Linked DNA regions of Homo sapiens: region 1 is linked to region 2. Evidence: read pairs that join two places in POLR2A ChIA-PET (ENCODE). Cell type or tissue: Panc1. All regions are shown on one strand. Links, peaks and the distances in the headings refer to the core of each region. The heading gives the core; the rest is flanking DNA. Region 1 holds the start of USE1 (unconventional SNARE in the ER 1). Region 2 overlaps SLC5A5 (solute carrier family 5 member 5).

Evidence for each region. ChIA-PET counts read pairs that join two places held together with the same protein. Peaks named below come from ENCODE experiments on the same cell type or tissue, not always from the same donor. Only the 100,000 strongest peaks of a DNase experiment are listed, where the experiment ranks them.
Region 1: POLR2A ChIA-PET joins it to region 2 with 18 read pairs; 2 of 35 experiments call an interaction of 5 or more read pairs at or near these places.

What each region holds. Positions count from the first base shown.
Region 1 is chr19:17,211,691-17,220,227 of GRCh38, forward strand. It overlaps MYO9B (myosin IXB), which reads left to right. Exons shown (of 40, transcript NM_004145.4): 39 at 1-84; 40 at 205-1,596. The coding sequence ends at 620. USE1 (unconventional SNARE in the ER 1) reads left to right here and starts at 3,667. Exons shown (of 8, transcript NM_018467.4): 1 at 3,667-3,817; 2 at 4,112-4,161; 3 at 4,302-4,380; 4 at 4,479-4,631; 5 at 5,763-5,772; 6 at 6,674-6,701; 7 at 7,523-7,697; 8 at 7,941-8,139. The coding sequence starts at 3,716. The coding sequence ends at 8,123. RefSeq lists enhancers at 3,307-3,887, 3,651-3,970 and a silencer at 3,991-4,060. In Panc1, for the core only: no CTCF peak of the experiment used is centred there; DNase peaks (open chromatin) are centred at 3,581 and 4,011; H3K4me3 peaks cover 1,843 bases; H3K27ac peaks cover 1,577 bases.
Region 2 is chr19:17,892,729-17,901,265 of GRCh38, forward strand. It overlaps SLC5A5 (solute carrier family 5 member 5), which reads left to right. Exons shown (of 15, transcript NM_000453.3): 15 at 985-2,446. The coding sequence ends at 1,149. Among named protein-coding and RNA genes, the nearest start is that of SLC5A5, 25 kb to the left of the region's middle. In Panc1, for the core only: no CTCF peak of the experiment used is centred there; no DNase peak of the experiment used is centred there.

The DNA of each region.
Region 1 (8,537 bases), core at 342-8,341, 680 kb before region 2:
CGGACGAGGAGAACCTGGACTCGGAGACGTCGGCCAGCACCGAGAGCCTGCTGGAGGAGCGGGCCGGGCGGGGGGCCTCGGAAGGTCAGTATTAAGGTAGCGTCTGCTTTTCTCCTTCCCGTCCATCCCAGCAGGCCCCAGGGCGAGGGTCCTCCGGCTGCCGGCCCTGAAGCTGCAGTAACCCTGCCATCTGTCTCTCAAAAGGGCCCCCTGCGCCTGCTCTCCCTTGCCCCGGCGCGCCCACCCCGAGCCCCCTCCCCACCGTGGCCGCCCCTCCACGACGAAGGCCGTCGTCCTTCGTAACGGTCAGAGTGAAGACCCCCCGGCGGACCCCCATCATGCCCACGGCCAACATCAAGCTCCCACCAGGCCTGCCCTCCCACCTGCCTCGCTGGGCACCGGGTGCCCGGGAGGCGGCTGCCCCAGTGCGGCGCCGGGAGCCACCTGCCCGCCGCCCGGACCAGATACATTCCGTGTACATCACGCCCGGGGCAGACCTGCCAGTGCAGGGCGCCCTGGAGCCCCTAGAAGAGGATGGCCAGCCACCTGGGGCCAAGCGGAGGTACTCGGATCCCCCAACGTACTGCCTGCCCCCCGCCTCGGGCCAGACCAATGGCTGAGAGCCACAGCTGACAAAGTCTGCATGTCCGAGGACGGCCCCTGCACTGGAGCTGGGCGCCAGAGCTGCAGAGCTAGTGTTCGGCCCTCAGAGAAGGATCCAGAATCAAAAGCTCAAGAGTGACGTGAGGTGGGCACCGGCCCCAAGTGCAGAGTCAAGGCAGGGAGAGGCCGGCTGGAGCCAGGCCCCCTCGCACGCAGCCCCCAAATCATGGACGCACCTGTGGGGAGCACCACATCTCCACCTGCGGCCTCACATCTCCCCACTCCCCTTTTTGTACGTTTAACTGTTTCTTTGTACGTGGTTTACGTAACTTTAAACTGTAACAGCCTTAATGGAAGACCAAATGGTTTTTTATATGTGTATGTACAAAGTTTTCTATTAACGCTGCCCGTCTCCCTTATAACCTGGACGTGAGCTGTCAGAGCAGAAGCCACTAGGCCACTGCGCGTCTGAGGCTCAGACCCTGCTGTGGTTGGCTTGGGGTGGCCAATGGGCTGGGACCCTCCATGAGAGTTTTGGACACTTGGGTCACCTGACCCGTGCCTCTCTGACACATGTCTCCGGGGGGCAGCCACCTGGCCAATGTGCATTTTTGCACATGCTGGAACCTTCCATGGGGGTCTGGGCTATTGGCTGGAGCCAGGACATGAGTCAGGGGCACCATGGACCTCACGTGCCAGGGAGACTTGAATGTGGCTGTCACTCTTCCGGACGCCAAGGGCTGCAGGAGGCTGCTTTTGGCACTACCCACCCCGTGTGACAGAATAGGAGCCAGCGACTCAGGACTGCTCACGGGTCAGGAGGGCAACGCCTGAAGTCAGACCTCCCTATAGGTCAACAGGGACAACCTGGGGATCTCTGGAGCAGGGCCCTCCTCTCTCAGGCTTGGCCCACTCCCCCAGACACCTGGACACGTGGCCACAAATCTGGGACAAGGGGCCCCCGCACAGCATGAAATAAAAAGTGCCTGAGAAGTGTGTGCATGGGACGCCTGCTCATATGGGATCGGGCTTGGAAGAACAGGGCCGGTGGGTGGGGGTCTGCCCTGTGGCCTCAGCCAAGAAGGGTGCAGAATATGGGTGGAACACTGTCCTCAAAGTTCTGTCTTGATCCTCCACCAAACAGGGAGCTCCCAGCAGAGCCTCACTTGGCCAGGAGCGCCTGCTGTCCTGGCAGCCCTCTCTGGCCTCCCTGATTCAGTGCCCAGCCTCTGGAGCCTAAATGTCAGCTGCAGCAGCCACCCATCCAGCAGAGGTGGCCAGTTCCTGGTGGGCCCAGCAGGACAGGAACAGATGGGCTCCCAGGCTGCCATCGGATGGGAGTCGTGGGAACTGGCTGGCTGGTATTGGTTGGGGCACCGTGAAGAACCCAAGTTCAGACAGCACATGCCAGAGGTTGAGGGGCTTCTCCAAGGCCACACAGTTGGGAGGGGCATGGCTGGGATTTAGACTCTGCCCTGCCAGCCTCTAGAGGCCCCTTTGATGGGCCCTGGGTTTGGTCTCCATTGTTTGTTGTGGGTTTTTTTCTTGAAACACGGTCTCGCTCTGTCACCCAGGCTGGAGTGCAGTGGCGCGATCTCGGCCCACTGCAGCCTCCACCTCTCGGGTTCAAGCGATTCTCCTGCCTCAGCCTCCCGAGTAGCTGGGATTACAGGCACGCACAACCAAGCCCAGCTAATTTTTGTGTTTTTTGATAGAGACAGGGTTTCACCATGTTGGCCAGGCTGCTCTCCAAACTCCTGACCTCCAGTGATCCATCCACCTCACCCTCCCAAAGTGCTGGGATTACAGGCGTGAGCCACCGCACCTGGCCCTCCATGGTATTTTCTTTTTTTTTTTTTTTTTTTGAGACGGAGTCTTGCTTTGTTGCCCAAGCTGGAGTGCAGTGGCACAATCTCGGCTCACTGCAACATCCACCTCCTGGGTTCAAGCGATTCTCCTGCCTCAGTCTCCCAAGTAGCTGGGATTACAGGCACCCACCATCACGCCCGGCTAATTTTTGTATTTTTAGTAGAGACGGGGTTTCACCATGTTGGCCAGGCTGGTCTCAAACTCCTGACCTCAGGTGATCCATCTGCCTCAGCCTCCCTAAGTGCTGGGATTACAGGTGTGAGCCACCGCACCTACCCGTCTATGATATTTTTCAAGGACATCAGGCCCACTGGTGTAACCAAGGTGCAGATGACCTAAGGTGTGGGAAAACATGAAGGCTGCATGCCAGGCCCTGGTTCCTGTGAAGCCCCCACCCTCATCCTGTCACTCCAGAAGAGAGGCACTGCAAGGCATAGGGGTACTCAGCTTCCAGGTACTGAGGTGGGCTGGGAAGGGGTTCTCCATGGGGGTCTGGGCGTTAGGGGGGACCCAGCCCCACCTTGCTCACTCTCAGGCAGAGCTGTCTCATGTGCCCCTTGAGGCAGGTACTGTCACACTGTCCATTTCCCGGGGGAAGAAGCGGATCCAGAAAAGTTAAACTCTCCCAGGGCCGAGGATGGAATCAGAGCTGGAGCTGTGACCTGGAAACCCATAACCACAATACAGATGAGCCCTGCTGAGGTGGGGGAAGCCTTGGATTCCTGAATCCCAGGCTACAGAAATCGGGAAGGGTGTGTGGACGTGAAATAGCTCCGACTGGGAAGAATCCAGGTAGGAGTGGGGTGCGGGGAGGTACTTTGAGCAGGCAAAACAGAACAAAAGGGCACACTGCACGCGGGTCTGACACCAGAAGACCCCGGTCGTCCTATCATTCCCGAAGGGTTAACATGCTCTCGAGGAAAAGCAAGTGATTCGCCTAAGTAAGAATGGGGTGGCGCCTCTCCTATTTTTTTAAAATAGAGATAGAGTAGCGCTATCTTGCCCGGGCTGGCCTCAAGCAATCCTTTCCCACCTCTGCCTCCTAAAATGCTGGCATTACAGCCCTGAGCCACCGCGCCCGGCCCAGCGCCCCGTCTCAAAACAAGATATTACTTCCGCTCCAAACAAAGATGGGCCAGCTAACGAGCGCGGGGGAAACATCCGCCCGGAAGGCCACTTGAAGGCACTTCCGCCCTCTCTTAACATGGAGCCGGCGGAAGGGGTGGTGTAGGGCCGGGCGATAATGGCGGCGTCGAGGCTGGAGCTAAACCTGGTGCGGCTGCTATCCCGCTGCGAGGCGATGGCAGCGGAGAAACGGGACCCGGACGAGTGGCGCCTGGAGAAGGTGAGGGGATCTCGCACTGCCGCGTAGAGCCCGACTCCCGGGGGGTGATTCCTAGGGTTGGAAGCCACCTGGCCCGACTCCCCGGCCCCAGTAGCCTCTCGGGCAGCGCCCTTTCCGGTCAGTCCCGCCACGTCCACCTGTAGCTTCCGCCCCCGTCCCTGGGACTCCGCCCCTCCCCCACTGGCCCCGCCTCCTTTACGCTTGACCCCTCCCATTTGTCGGCCCCGCCCCCCCGACTCCCATGATCAGGACATGGGAAAGACCCCCGGGTGACAATCCACTTTTCCTCCCCAGTACGTGGGAGCCCTAGAGGACATGTTGCAGGCCCTGAAGGTCCACGCGAGGTGAGTGCAGGCAGCCTCAGGGCTTTCACATCAGCACGTGGCTGTGCTACTGGACATCCCAGTACCGCTATCCCAGCTGGGACCCTTCCCTGAGCTGGGGACCATGGACAGGTTTTGTTTTTCTTCTTCCTGCCTTCCAGCAAACCGGCCTCTGAGGTGATCAATGAATATTCCTGGAAGGTGGATTTTCTGAAGGGGATGCTGCAAGCCGAGAAGCTGGTGAGAAGGGGTGCCCCTGCCCCCTCAGCCCCCATCACCGCTCACTTTGGTCCCCAGGACCTGCCCCTCCAGTGACTTATCTTCCCACATTTCTGCAGACCTCCTCCTCAGAGAAAGCACTGGCCAACCAGTTCCTGGCCCCTGGCCGTGTGCCAACCACAGCCAGAGAGCGAGTGCCCGCCACAAAGACGGTGCATCTGCAGTCACGGGCGCGGTACACCAGCGAGATGCGGAGTGAGCTACTAGGCACGGTAGGGCTCCTTCCCTGGTCCCTGGGAATCCCTTGGACAGGAATAGGGGTTCTATGCTTGTAGGCAGCCAGAACCACAATACTGTCAGATACAGGAACCCTAAGGGGGTCCAGCAATCTCTTCCCTGGGTCATCACACAAGGCTGCCCAACAGAGGGGCATTGTGGCTAAGGCTTTGCTAGATGAATAGGAATTTGGTACAAGGCAAAAATGGAATGTGTCTGGTTAAGCCCCAGAGTTGGCCCAAGAGCAGGGTTTGAGTCCTGGCTTGCAACTTACAAGACACATAAGTTTCTTCAGCCGTAAAAGAGGATGACAAGTTCCTTTCTGAGCACTTTATGTGGATCAGCTCAATCTTTTAAAATATGAGTTGTTGTGGCCAGGTGCGGCAGCTCACGCCTGTAATCCCAGCACTTTGGGAGGCCGAGGCGGGCGGATCATTTGAGGTCAGGAGTTAAGACCAGCCTGACCAACATGGAGAAACCCCGTCTTTAGTAAAAATACAAAATTAGCTGGGCATGGTGGCTCACGCCTGTAATCCCAGCTACTCGGGAGGCTGAGGCAGGAGAATCGCTTGAACCCAGGAGGCAGAGGTTGCGGTGAGCTGAGATCAAGCCATTGCACTCCAGCCTGGGCAATAAGAGTGAAACTCCGTCTCAAAAAAAAAAAATATGAGTTGTCGTTACCAGTTTAAGGTTGAGGAAACAGGCTCAGAGGTCATGGGATTTCCCCATGTCCTGACTGAAGGTGAGGAGGTTGAGGTCAGAAGGGACAGGTTTGGGAACAAGACAAGGGGGGTGACTTCATGGCATTTACTTTTTTTTTTTTTTTTGCGATGGAGATTCGCTCTTGTTGCCCAGGCTAGAGTGTGGTGGCGCGATCTCGGCTCACTGCAACCTCCGCCTCCCAGGTTCAAGCAATACTCCTGCCTCAGCCTCCCAAGTCACTAGGATCACAGGCACCCCCACCACACCTGGCTAACTTTTTGTATTTTTAGTAGAGATGGAATTTCATTATGTTGGCCAGGCTGGTCTCGAACTTCTGACCTCAGGTGATCTGCCCACCTTGGCCTCCCAAAGTGCTGGGAGTGAGCCACTGCACCCAGCCTCATGCCACTTACTTCTTTCCACAGGACTCTGCAGGTGAGTCACCATGAACACAACAGGACTTGAGGGCCAGCTGACTAGGACAAGACATGTATCCTTGCTGCCCCGGGGCCTCCATGCCGAGACTCCATGCCCTGACTCCAACAGGAGCATCACCAAACTACACCTGGAGGAAGAGCCAGGACAGAGGAAATGGCCCCGAGAGGAAACAAAGCTAGGCACAGTGGCTCACACCTGTAATTTCGGAGGCTGAGGCAGGTGGATCACCTGAGGTCAGGAGTTTGAGACCAACCTGGCCAACATGACAAAACCATGTCTCTACTAAAAATACAAAACTTAGCCGGATGCAGTGCCACGTGTCTGTAGTCCCAGCTACTCGGGAGGCTGAGGCAGGAGAATTGCTTGAACCCAGGAGGTGGAGGTTGCAATGAGCTGAGATCACACCACTGCACTCCAGCCGGGGCGACAGAGCAAGACTCCGTCTCAAAAAAAAAAAAAGCAAAAAAATTAGCCAGGCGTGGTGACGCACACCTGTAGTCCCAGCATACTTGGGAGGCTGAGGCAGGAGGATTGCTTGAGCCTGGGAGGTAGAGGTTGCAGTGAGCTGAGATTGCGCCAGTGCACTCCAGCCTAGTTGACAGAGAGAGACTCTGTCTCAAAAATAAGCAAATAAATAAATTTTTTAAAGCTAGGCACTCCCAGCCTATGGGACCAAGGCTAGGCTGGAGGGAGGGACCTGGGGTCTGAGGGAACCGAGACAGGAGTAAGGAGACCCTCCTAGAAGAGGGGGTATTCAAGCATGGTCAGAAGCCAACGGGGCAGCAGACAAGATGAGGAAACAGCATTCCAAGCAGTAGACCCAGCACAGGCAATGCTCAGGATGCCGGAAACGGGAAACCAACACTCGCCTTTTTTGCTTGGCCTGTTTTGCTTTCAGAGCCTGAGATGGACGTAAGGAAGAGAACGTGAGTGTCTGCGGCCCTGGGGCAGTAGTGGCAATTGGGCGGTGCGGCAGGGACGGGGTAGCAGTGGCCAAACCCTGGACCACCGAGGCACTACCACAAGGATCTAAACCAACCAGAAGCCACTTCTGTGGATGCTCTTCCCAGAAGTCAAAGGCCAGGCGCAGTGGCTCACGCCTGTAATCCCAATACTTTGGGAGGCTGAGGCAGGCAGATCACCTGAGGCCAGGAGTTCAAGACCAGTCTGGCCAACATGGCAAAACCCTGTCTCTACTAAAAATACAAAAAATTAGCCGGGCATGGTGGCATGCGCCTGTAGTCCCAGCTACTCAGGAGGCTGAGGCAGGAGAACTGCTTGAACCTGGGAGGTGGAGGTTACAGTGAGCCGAGATCACGCCATTGCACTCCAGCCTGGGTGACAGAGCGAGATGCTGTCTCAAAAAAAAAAAAAAAAAAAAGGTCGGGCGCGGTGGCTCACGCCTGTAATCCCAGCACTTTGGGAGGCCGAGGCAGGTGGATCACGAGGTCAGGGGTTCGAGACCACCCTGACCAACATGGTGAAACCCTGTCTCTACTAAAAATACAAAAATTAGCTGTGCATGGTGGCAGGTGCCTGTAATCCCAGCTACTCAGGAGACTGAGGCAGGAGAATTGCTTGAACCTGGGAGGCAGAGGTTGCAGTGAGCCGAGATCATGCCACTGCACTCCAGCCTGGGCAACAGAACGAGACTCTGTATCAAAAAAAAAAAAAAAGAAAATGTGTTGGTCTTCTCCCCTTTCCCACTCCATCTCTCATGTCCTCCTCCCCCCGTGTGTGAAATCAGTGGAGTGGCAGGGTCCCAGCCAGTGAGTGAGAAGCAGTTGGCAGCTGAGCTAGACCTCGTCCTGCAGCGACATCAGAACCTCCAGGAAAAGCTGGCGGAAGAGATGCTAGGACTGGCCCGGAGCCTCAAGACCAATACCCTGGCCGCCCAGAGTGTCATCAAGAAGGACAACCAGGTGTGGGGACTGGGGGAGCTCTCCAGCCTCTGCCCTGGGGCATCAGAGAAGGCTTCCCAGCACAGGAGCATTGTGGCTGGGGCTTTGCGGGATGAATAGGAGTTTCGTAGAAGGCAAAAATGGCATTCCCAGCAGAGGGCACAGCACCAGCAAGCGACAAGAGGTGCAGGCCAGTCCCAGGGAAGTAGAGAGAGGCCATTCTTGGCCCCAGTCCTGTTGACACCTTTTCCACCTCCCCCACAGACCCTGTCACACTCACTGAAAATGGCGGACCAGAACCTGGAGAAACTGAAGACGGAGTCAGAGCGTCTGGAGCAGCACACGCAGAAGTCAGTCAACTGGCTGCTCTGGGCCATGCTCATTATCGTCTGCTTCATCTTCATTAGCATGATCCTCTTCATTCGAATCATGCCTAAACTCAAATAAAGACCCCCGCCCACCTTGTCTGTCTTCCGTCTGTCCCCTGCCCCCATCTAGCAGTGCCTTTCAGGCTGGCCAATGAGATGGGAGGGTTTTTGGAGGTCCCTGAAGAGCCACAGACAGACAGTGCATGAGCAGGGGAAGAACCACCTCAGGGCCAGATGCGGGGGCTCACGCCTGGAATCCCAGCACTTTGGGAGTCCAAGGCAGGTGGATCACTTGAGGCCAGGAGTTCAAGACCAGCCTGGCCAACATGGTGAAACCCCGTCTCTACCAAAAAATACAAAAATCAGGCAGGCATGGTGGCGCACGCCTGTAGTCCCAGCTACTTGGGAGGCTTAGGCACGAGAATCACTTGAACCCAGGAGGTGGAGGTTGCAGTGAGCTGAGATCCCAGTACTGCACTCCAACCTGAGCAAC
Region 2 (8,537 bases), core at 191-8,190:
AGCATGATAAATATTCAAAGGATAATAAAACCGGATGCTGTGATGGGGAGCAACTTTAGCCAGGGAAGTCAGGGGTGGCCTCTTGGGAGAGGTGACATTGATTGACCCTGAGTTAGGAGAAGAGGAACCAGCCACAGACAGGAACAGCTTTGACTGAGAAGGGGATTGGGAGGGGAGGGGTTTGCCTGAAGGTGTTTAAAGCTCCCTCCAGCTGCCCTAGAGAAGTGTTTATCTTTTCTTTCTTTCCTCTTTTCTTTTCCTTTCTCTTCTTTTCTTTTTTTTCTTTCTCTCTCTTTTTTTGTTCTTTATTATTTTATTTTTCTTTTTTGTTGTCTTTGTTTTATTTGTGTGTTTTTTTTCTTTTTTGTCTTTTTTTTTTTTCCTTTTTTTGAGATAGGGACTCACTCTATTGCCCAGGCTGGAGTGTAGTGGCATGACCATGGCTCACTGCAGCCCCAACCTCCATGGTCCGAGAAATTCTCCCATCTTTCAACCTCCTGAGTAGCTGGGATTATAGGCATGCACCACCGAGTCTGGTTAATTTTTTTATTTTTGGTAGAGATGGGGTTTTGCCATATTGGCCAGGCTGGTCTTAAACTCCTGGGCTCAAGTGATCTGCCCACCTTGGCCTCCCAAAGTGCTAGGATTACAGGGGTGAGCCACCGTGCCCGGCCAGAAATATTTATTTTCTTGAAGGTGAACAGGCAGAGAAGCAGAGAAAGGAGGGAGGAACTATAGCAGGCATCTGAGAAAGCGTTGATGGCCTGGGCTGTAGGTGACATGTGAGTGGGGAAGAGAAGCGCATGGAAATTTTGGAGGCAGAGCGGGCAGGACTGGCCCGTGCACTGAGCAAGGGGATAGTATGCAATTCTGTGCACGCCCCGTCCCGCCAGGTCATCAGTAGCCCATCTGGGAGATGAGCTGACACGGAACAGGGTGGGGACAGGGTCTCTGATGGGGTCTCTTTTTCCCACTTTTCCCCAGGGTCCTGAAGAACTCCCCACTGGAAACAAGAAGCCCCCTGGCTTCCTGCCCACCAATGAGGATCGTCTGTTTTTCTTGGGGCAGAAGGAGCTGGAGGGGGCTGGCTCTTGGACCCCCTGTGTTGGACATGATGGTGGTCGAGACCAGCAGGAGACAAACCTCTGAGGACAGGGCCAGCCGCGGGACTGACACCCTGGGATGGAACCTCAGGATGGGCCAAACCCAGACAACGGGCCCATGGCCTTGGGCTCTGATTGGCTGGATTGCCTTGTATGCAAATGAGTTCAGGACTACAATACCCTACCCTATGGGGAGGCCCTGCCTCCGGGAGGTCATTTTTTAAATCCAGCCCCTTGCTTCAACCGTCCCCAGTATTAGACGCTGCAGCCCTGACGGCTCCCCCCAAATAAGGCTGGGTTTTTCTCTCTCTCTTTTTTTTTTTTTTTTTTTTTTGAGACAGGGTCATGCTCTGTCACCCAGGCTGGAGTGCAGTGGTGTGATCTCGGCTCACTGCAACCTCTGCCTCCCAGGCTCAAGTGATTCTCCTGCCTCAGCCTCTTGAGTAGCTGGGATTGTAGGTGCCCACCACCATGCCCAGCCAACTTTTTGTATTTTTAGTAGAGACAGGGTTTCACCATGTTGGTCAGGCTGGTCTCGAACTCCTGACCTCAAGTGATCCACCTGCCTCGGCCTCCCAAAGTGCTGGGTTACAGGCGTAAGCTACCATGCCCAGCCTACCGTTTTTCTCAATCTATAATAGAAAGCCACCACGCCCAGGTAATTTTTGTAATTTTGTATTTTTGTAGAGACGGGGTTTTGCCATGTTGGCCAGGCTGGTCTCAAACTCCTGATCTCAGGTGATCCTCCTGCCTTGGCCTCCCAAAGGGCTGGGATTACAGGGGTGAGCCACCGCGCCCCACCTCTTTCTTATTTTCTTCCTGGGATTGGGGAGGGGATGATTCAGACCCCACATGGCCTCCAACCTTGGCCCACACACCTGCCATGGCTCCCATCATCCTGAGCATGCTAGCGTCCCCTCCTCACCTGACAATGGAGGCTCTCGAATTGGGTTGTGTCCCCCCAAAATTTATGTCTACCCAGAACCTCAGAACATGAGCTTACTTGGAAATAGGGTCTTTGCAGGTGTAACTGGTTAAATTAAAAGAGGTATTACTGGAGGAGGATGGATGAATCCAGTGACTGGTTCCTCATATGAAGTAGAGAAGAGATGCAGAGAAACACATGGGGAAGATGCCACGTGAAGACAGAGGCAGTGGTTGGATCAATGCATCTACGAGTCGGAGAACCCAAGGATTGCCAGCAACAACCAGAAATCAGGAGGGGGGCATGAGATGCATTATTTCTTAGAGCCTTTAGAGGGAACATGGCCCTACTGACACCTTGATGTCAGACTTCTGGCTGCTAGAACTGTCAGAGAATAAATTTCTGTTGTTTGATGCCACCAGGCCTATAGTGGTTTGTGACAGCAGCCACAGGAGCTCATACACCTTTTTTTTTTTTTTTTTTTTTTTTTTTTTTTTTAAGGCAGAGTCTCGCTCTGTCGCCCAGACTGGAGTGCAGTGGTGCGATCTTGGCTCACTGAAACCTCTGCCTCCCAGATTCTCCTTCCTCAGCCTCTGGAGGAGCTGGGATTACAGGCATGTGCCACCATTCCCGGCTGACTTTTGTATTTTTAGTAGAGACGGGGTTTCACCATGTCGGTCAGGCTGATCTCGAACTCCTGACCTCAAGTGATCTGCCTGCCTCAGCTTCCCAAAGTGCTGGGATTATAGGCGTGAGCCACTGCGCCCGGCCTCATACACACCTTCTGATCCCGCTTCTCTCCACCCCTTGGAGACCTGGTCCTCTGTGCCCGCTGTTGGGATTGGACACCTTTAGATTTGGACTTAAAACTGGCCATTACAACTTTAAAATCGATGACTGGACGGGTGTGGCGTCTCATGCCTGTAATCCCAGCACTTCGGGAGGCTGAGGCGGGCAGATCACTCGAGGTCAAGAGTTCAAGACCAGACTGGCCAACATGGTGAAACCCCATCTCTACTAAAAATACAAAAATTAGCCGGGTGTGGTGGCGGGCGCCTGTAGTCCCAGGTACTCGGGAGGCTGAGGCAGGAGAATCGCTTGAACCTGGGAGGCAGAGGTTGCAGTGAGATCACGCCACTGCATTCCAGCCTGAGTGACAGAGCAAGACTATGTCTCAAAAAAATATATATATATGTATATGTGTGTGTGTGTGTGTGTGTGTGTGTATATATATATATAAAATCAAATCAATGACTGAGCAACGTGGTAAGCAGATTTTCCACCTCTGTGTAGTCCTCACTCAAAACAGAGCCCAAATCTGAGATGGGAGGAGGTGCCCGGGGTAGGGATGGGCTAATGTTCCCCCAAGTGAGCAGAAGAAGCTTATCTGGCTGCAGTATAGAGATCCTTCCACGGCGTTATTCATTCCGTTTACTGCGGAGTAGTATTCCATTGTGCAAAAGGACCATAGTTTGTTATCTATACACCAGTTGATGTATGGGTTGTTTGCCACTTTTGGCTATGAGAAATAAAGTTGCTATGAACATTCATGTACGAGTCTTTGTATGGAGGCTGGGCACAGTGTCTCACGCCTGTAATTCCAACACTTTGGGAGACCAAGGCAGGAGGATTGCTCAAGACCAGGAGTTTGAGAACAGCCTGGGCAATATAACGAGACCCCATCTCTATAGAAAAATTTCTTTTTTTTTTTTTTTTTTTTTGTTTTTTTTGAGACGGAGTCCCACTCTGTCCCCCAGGCTGGAGTGCAGCGGTGCGATCTCGGCTCACTGCAAGCTCCGCCTCCCGGGTTCACGCCATTCTCCTGCCTCAGCCTCCCGAGTAGCTGGGACTACAGGCGCCGGTTGCCACCAAGCCCGGCTAATTTTTTTTGCATTTTTAGTAGAGACGGGATTTCACCATGTTAGCCAGGATGGTCTTGATCTCCTGACCTCGTGATCCGCGTGCCTCAGCCTCCCAAAGTGCCGGGATTACAGGCGTGAGCCACCGCGCCTGGCCAGTCATCTCTACTTTTGTAAGCAGACAGGGAGGGCCTCCAGGTCTACAGGAATTTTTTTTTTTTTTTTTTTTTTTTTTTGAGATGGAGTCTTGCTCTGTTGCCCAGGCTGGAGTGCAATGGCGTGATCTAGGCTCACTGCAACCTCTGCCTCCTGGGTTCAAGTGATTCTCCTGCCTCAGCCTCCTGAGTAGCTGGGACTACAGGCATGTGCCCACTGCGCCCAGCTAATTTTGTATTTTTAGTAGAGACAAGGTTTCACCATGTTGGCCAGGCTGGTCTCCAACTCCTGACCTCCAGTCATCTGCCCACCTTGGCCTCCCAAAGTGCTGGGATTACAGTGAGCCACTGCGTCTGGCCAGGGATTCAGGAATTCTTTTTTTAATGGTTTTTTCTTTCTTTCTTTCTTTTTTGAGGCGGAGTCTTGCTCTGTCACCCAGGCTGGAGTGCAGTGGCATGATCTCAGCTCACTGCAGCCTCCGCCTCCCAGACTCAAGTGATTTTCCTGCCTCAGCCTCCCTAGTAGCTGGGATTACAGGCATGCACCACCACAGCCAGCTAGTTTTTGTATTTTTAGTAGAGACAGGGTTTTGCCGTGTTGGCTAGGCTGGTCTCGAACTGCTGACCTCAATTGATCCACCAGCCTCGGCCTCCCAAAGTGCTGGGATTACAGGCGTGAGCCACTGCACTCAGCCTGGACTACAGAAATTTAACCAGCTTGAGCATATGAGCCTGTTTTACAGCCCCCTGCCCCATAGCTTGTTTTTTTGTAGAAAAAAAAACAAGTAGAACCCCATGTAGAATGTGGTCACCTGGTTGGCTGGAACCAGTTTATGACAGACCTCAGCAACTTATAGATGGACTGGTGAACTCTAATTTTTACCGTGCTAAAGTTTCCACCCTAGGCCAGGAGCGGTGGCTCACACCTGAAATCCCAGCGCTTTGGGAGGCAGAGGAGGGAGGATCACCTGAGGTCAGGAGCTCAAGACCAACATGGCCAATATGGGGAAACCCCATCTGTACTAAAGATACAAAAATTAGCCGGGTGTGGTGACACATGTCTATAATTCCAGCTACTCGGGAGGCTGAGGCAGGAGAATCACTTGAACCCGGGAGCCAGAGGTTGCAGTGAGCCAAGATCGCGCCACTGCACTCCAGCCTGGGCAACAGAGTGAGACTCTGTCTCAATCAATCAATCAATCAATCAATCAATAAAGTTTCCACGCTGGGAGGAACTACAGCTCAATGCCTTCACAATGCGACCTACGTGCTGGCGTGACGGCTCATTGTATCTGCGCCACTGCGACACTTTCTATGCGTGCAATAATGTACCCTCTCCCCTCTCCATTGCCCCAGAAAACCCTCCTGTCACTTTCCCTCTTGGGGACACTGCTTTGGAAAAAAAGCAAAGCCCACTCCTGATTCTTTGCTTACTTGGGACAAGTAATAAAACCCCTATTGATCAAAACCTGCGTTCTTTTGGAGAGTTGTTTGTTACTAGGCAAATGAACCCCCTTTTTCTTGGGTAACATTTTCATTTTTCTTGGGGTATCTAGAAGTAAAATGGCTGGATCTGACAGTAGATATATGTTTGACTTTTTAAGAAACTGCAAGCCGGGCACAGTGACCCATGCTTATAATCCCAGCACTTAGGGAGGCTGAGGCGGGAGGATCGCTTGAGCCTAGGAGTTCGAGGCCGGCCTGGGCAACATGGAGAAACCCTGTCTCTAGAAAAAAAAAAAAATAGCTGGGCATGGTGGCATGCACCTGTAGTCCCAGCTACTTGGAAGGCTGAGGTGGGGGGATCCCTCGAGCCCCAGAGATCAAGGCTGCAGTGAGCCATGACTGTACCCCTGCACTCCAACCTGGGCGACAGAGCAAGACCCTGTCTCAAAAAAAAAAAAAAAAAAAGGCTGGAGTGCAGTGGTGCAATCACAGCTCACTGCAGCCTCCACCTCCTGGGTTCAAGCGATTCTCATACCTCAGCCTCCCGAGTAGCTGGGATTACAGGCGCTCACTACCATGCCTGGCTAATTTTTGTATTTTTAGTAGAGATAGGGTTTCGCCATGTTGATCAGGCTGGTCTGGAACTCCTGACCTCAAGTGATCTGCCTGCCTCAGCCTCCCAAAGTGCTGGGATTACAGTCATGAGCCACTGCACCTGGCTGCAAAAAAAGGGGAAATTTAGTTTCATTTTGGGTTAATTTTCGTATATGAGGTAAGGGTCTGATATGGTTTAACTCTGTGTTCCCACCCAAATCTCATCTTGAATTGTACTCCCATAATTCCCACGTGTTGTGGGAGGGAGCTGGTGGGAGATAATTGAATCATGGGGGCGGTTCCCCCCATACTGTTCTTGCGGTAGTTGTGGTAGTGAATAAGTTTCACGAGATCTGATGTTTTTTGTTTGTTTGTTTGTTTTGCTTTGTTTTTTTTTTTGAGACAGAGTCTTGCTCTTTTGCCCAGGCTGGAATGCAGTGACATGATCTCAGCTCACTGCAACTTCCACCTCTCGGGTTCAAGCAATTCTCCTGCCTCAGCCTCCCAAGTAGCTGGGACTACAGGTGCCTGCCACCAAGCCCGTCTAATTTTTTGTATTTTAGTAGAGAGTAGAGGGTTTCACTGTGTTGCCCAGGCTGGTCTCGAACTCCTGAGCTCAGGCAATCTGCCTGCCTCAGCCTCCCAAAGTGCTAGGATTACAGGCATGAGCCACCGTGTCTGGCCGAGATCTGATGGTTTTATCAGGGGTTTCCACTTTTGCATCTTCCTCATTTTCTCTTGCCACTGCCATGTAAGAAGTGCTTTTCACCTCCTGCCATGATTCTGAGGCCTCCCCAGCCGTGTAGAACTGCAAGTCCAATTAAACCTCTTTTTCTCTGTCTCGGGTATGTCTTTATTAGCAGTGTGAAAACAGACTAATACAGTAAATTGGTACTGGGAGTGGGGCATTGCTGAAAAGATACCTGAAAATGTGGAAGTGACTTTGGAACTGGGTAACAGGCAGAGGTTGGAACAGTTTGGAAGGCTCAGAAAAAGACACGAAAATGTGGGAAAGTTTGGAACTTCCTAGAGACTTGTTGAATAGCTTTGCCCAAAATGCTGATAGTGATATGGACAATAAGGTCCAGGCTGAGGTGGTCTCAGATGGAGATGAGGAACATGTTGGGAACTGGAGCAAAGGTGACTGTTGTTATGTTTTAACAAAGAGACTGGCAGCATTTTGCCCCTGACCTAGAGATATGTGGAATGTTGAACTTTGAGAGAGATGATTTAGGGTATCTGGTGGAAGAAGTTTCTAAGCAGCAAAGCATTCAAGAGGTGACTTATGTGCTGTTAAAAGCATTCAGTTTTAAAAGGGAAACAGAGCATAAAAGTTTGAAAAATTTGCAGCCTGACAATGTGATAGAAAAAAAATTGCATTTTCTAAGGAGAAATTCAAGCCAACTGCAGAAATTTGCATAAGTAATGAGGAATCGAATGTTAATCCCCAAGACAATGGGGAAAATGTCTCCAGGGCATGTCAGGGGTCCTCACAGCAGCCCCTCCCATCACAGGGCTGGAGGCCTAGGAGGAAAAAGTGGTTTTGTGGGCTGGGCCCAGGGTCCCCAAGCTATGTACAGTCTAGGGACTTGGTGTCCTGTGTCCCAGCCGCTCCAGCCATGGCTGAAAAAGGCGAATGCAGAGCTCAGGCCATGGCTTCAGATGGTGCAAGCCCCAAGCCTTGGCAGCTCCCACATGGCATTGAGCCTGTGGGTGCACAGAAGTCAAGAATCAAGGTTTGGGAACCTCCACCTAGATTTCAGAAGATGTATGGAGATGCCTGGATGCCCAGGCAGAAGTTTGCTGTAAGGGTGGGGCTCTCATGGAAAACCTCTCCTAGGGCAGTGCAGAAGGGAAATATGGGGTCAGAGCCCCTACATAGAGTCTCTACTGGGGTACTGCCTAGTGGAGCTGTGAGAAGAGGGCCACCATCCTCCAGACACCAGAATGGTAGATCCACCGACAGCTTGCACAATATGCCTGGAAAAGCCACAGACACTCAACACCAGCCCGTGAAAGCAGCTGGGAGGAACGCCGTACCCTGCAAAGTCACAGGGACGGAGCTGCCCAAGATCATGGGAACCCACCTCTTGCATCAGCATGACCTGGATGTGAGACATGAAGTCAAAGGAGATAATGTTGGAGCTTTAGGATTTGAATGCCCCGCCGGATTTCAGACTTGCATGGGGTCTGTAGCCCTTTGTTTTGGCCAATTTCTCCCATTTTGAATGGCTGTATTTACCCAATGTCTGTACTTCCATTTCCATCTAGGAAATAACTAACTTGCTTTTGATTTTACAGGCTTATAGGCAGAAAGAACTTGCTTGTCTCAGATGAGACTTTGGACTGTGGACTTTTGAGTTAATGCTGAATTGAGTTAAGACATTGGGGGACTGTTGGGAAGACATGATTGGTTTTGAAATGTGAGGATATGAGATTTGGCAGGAGCCAGGGG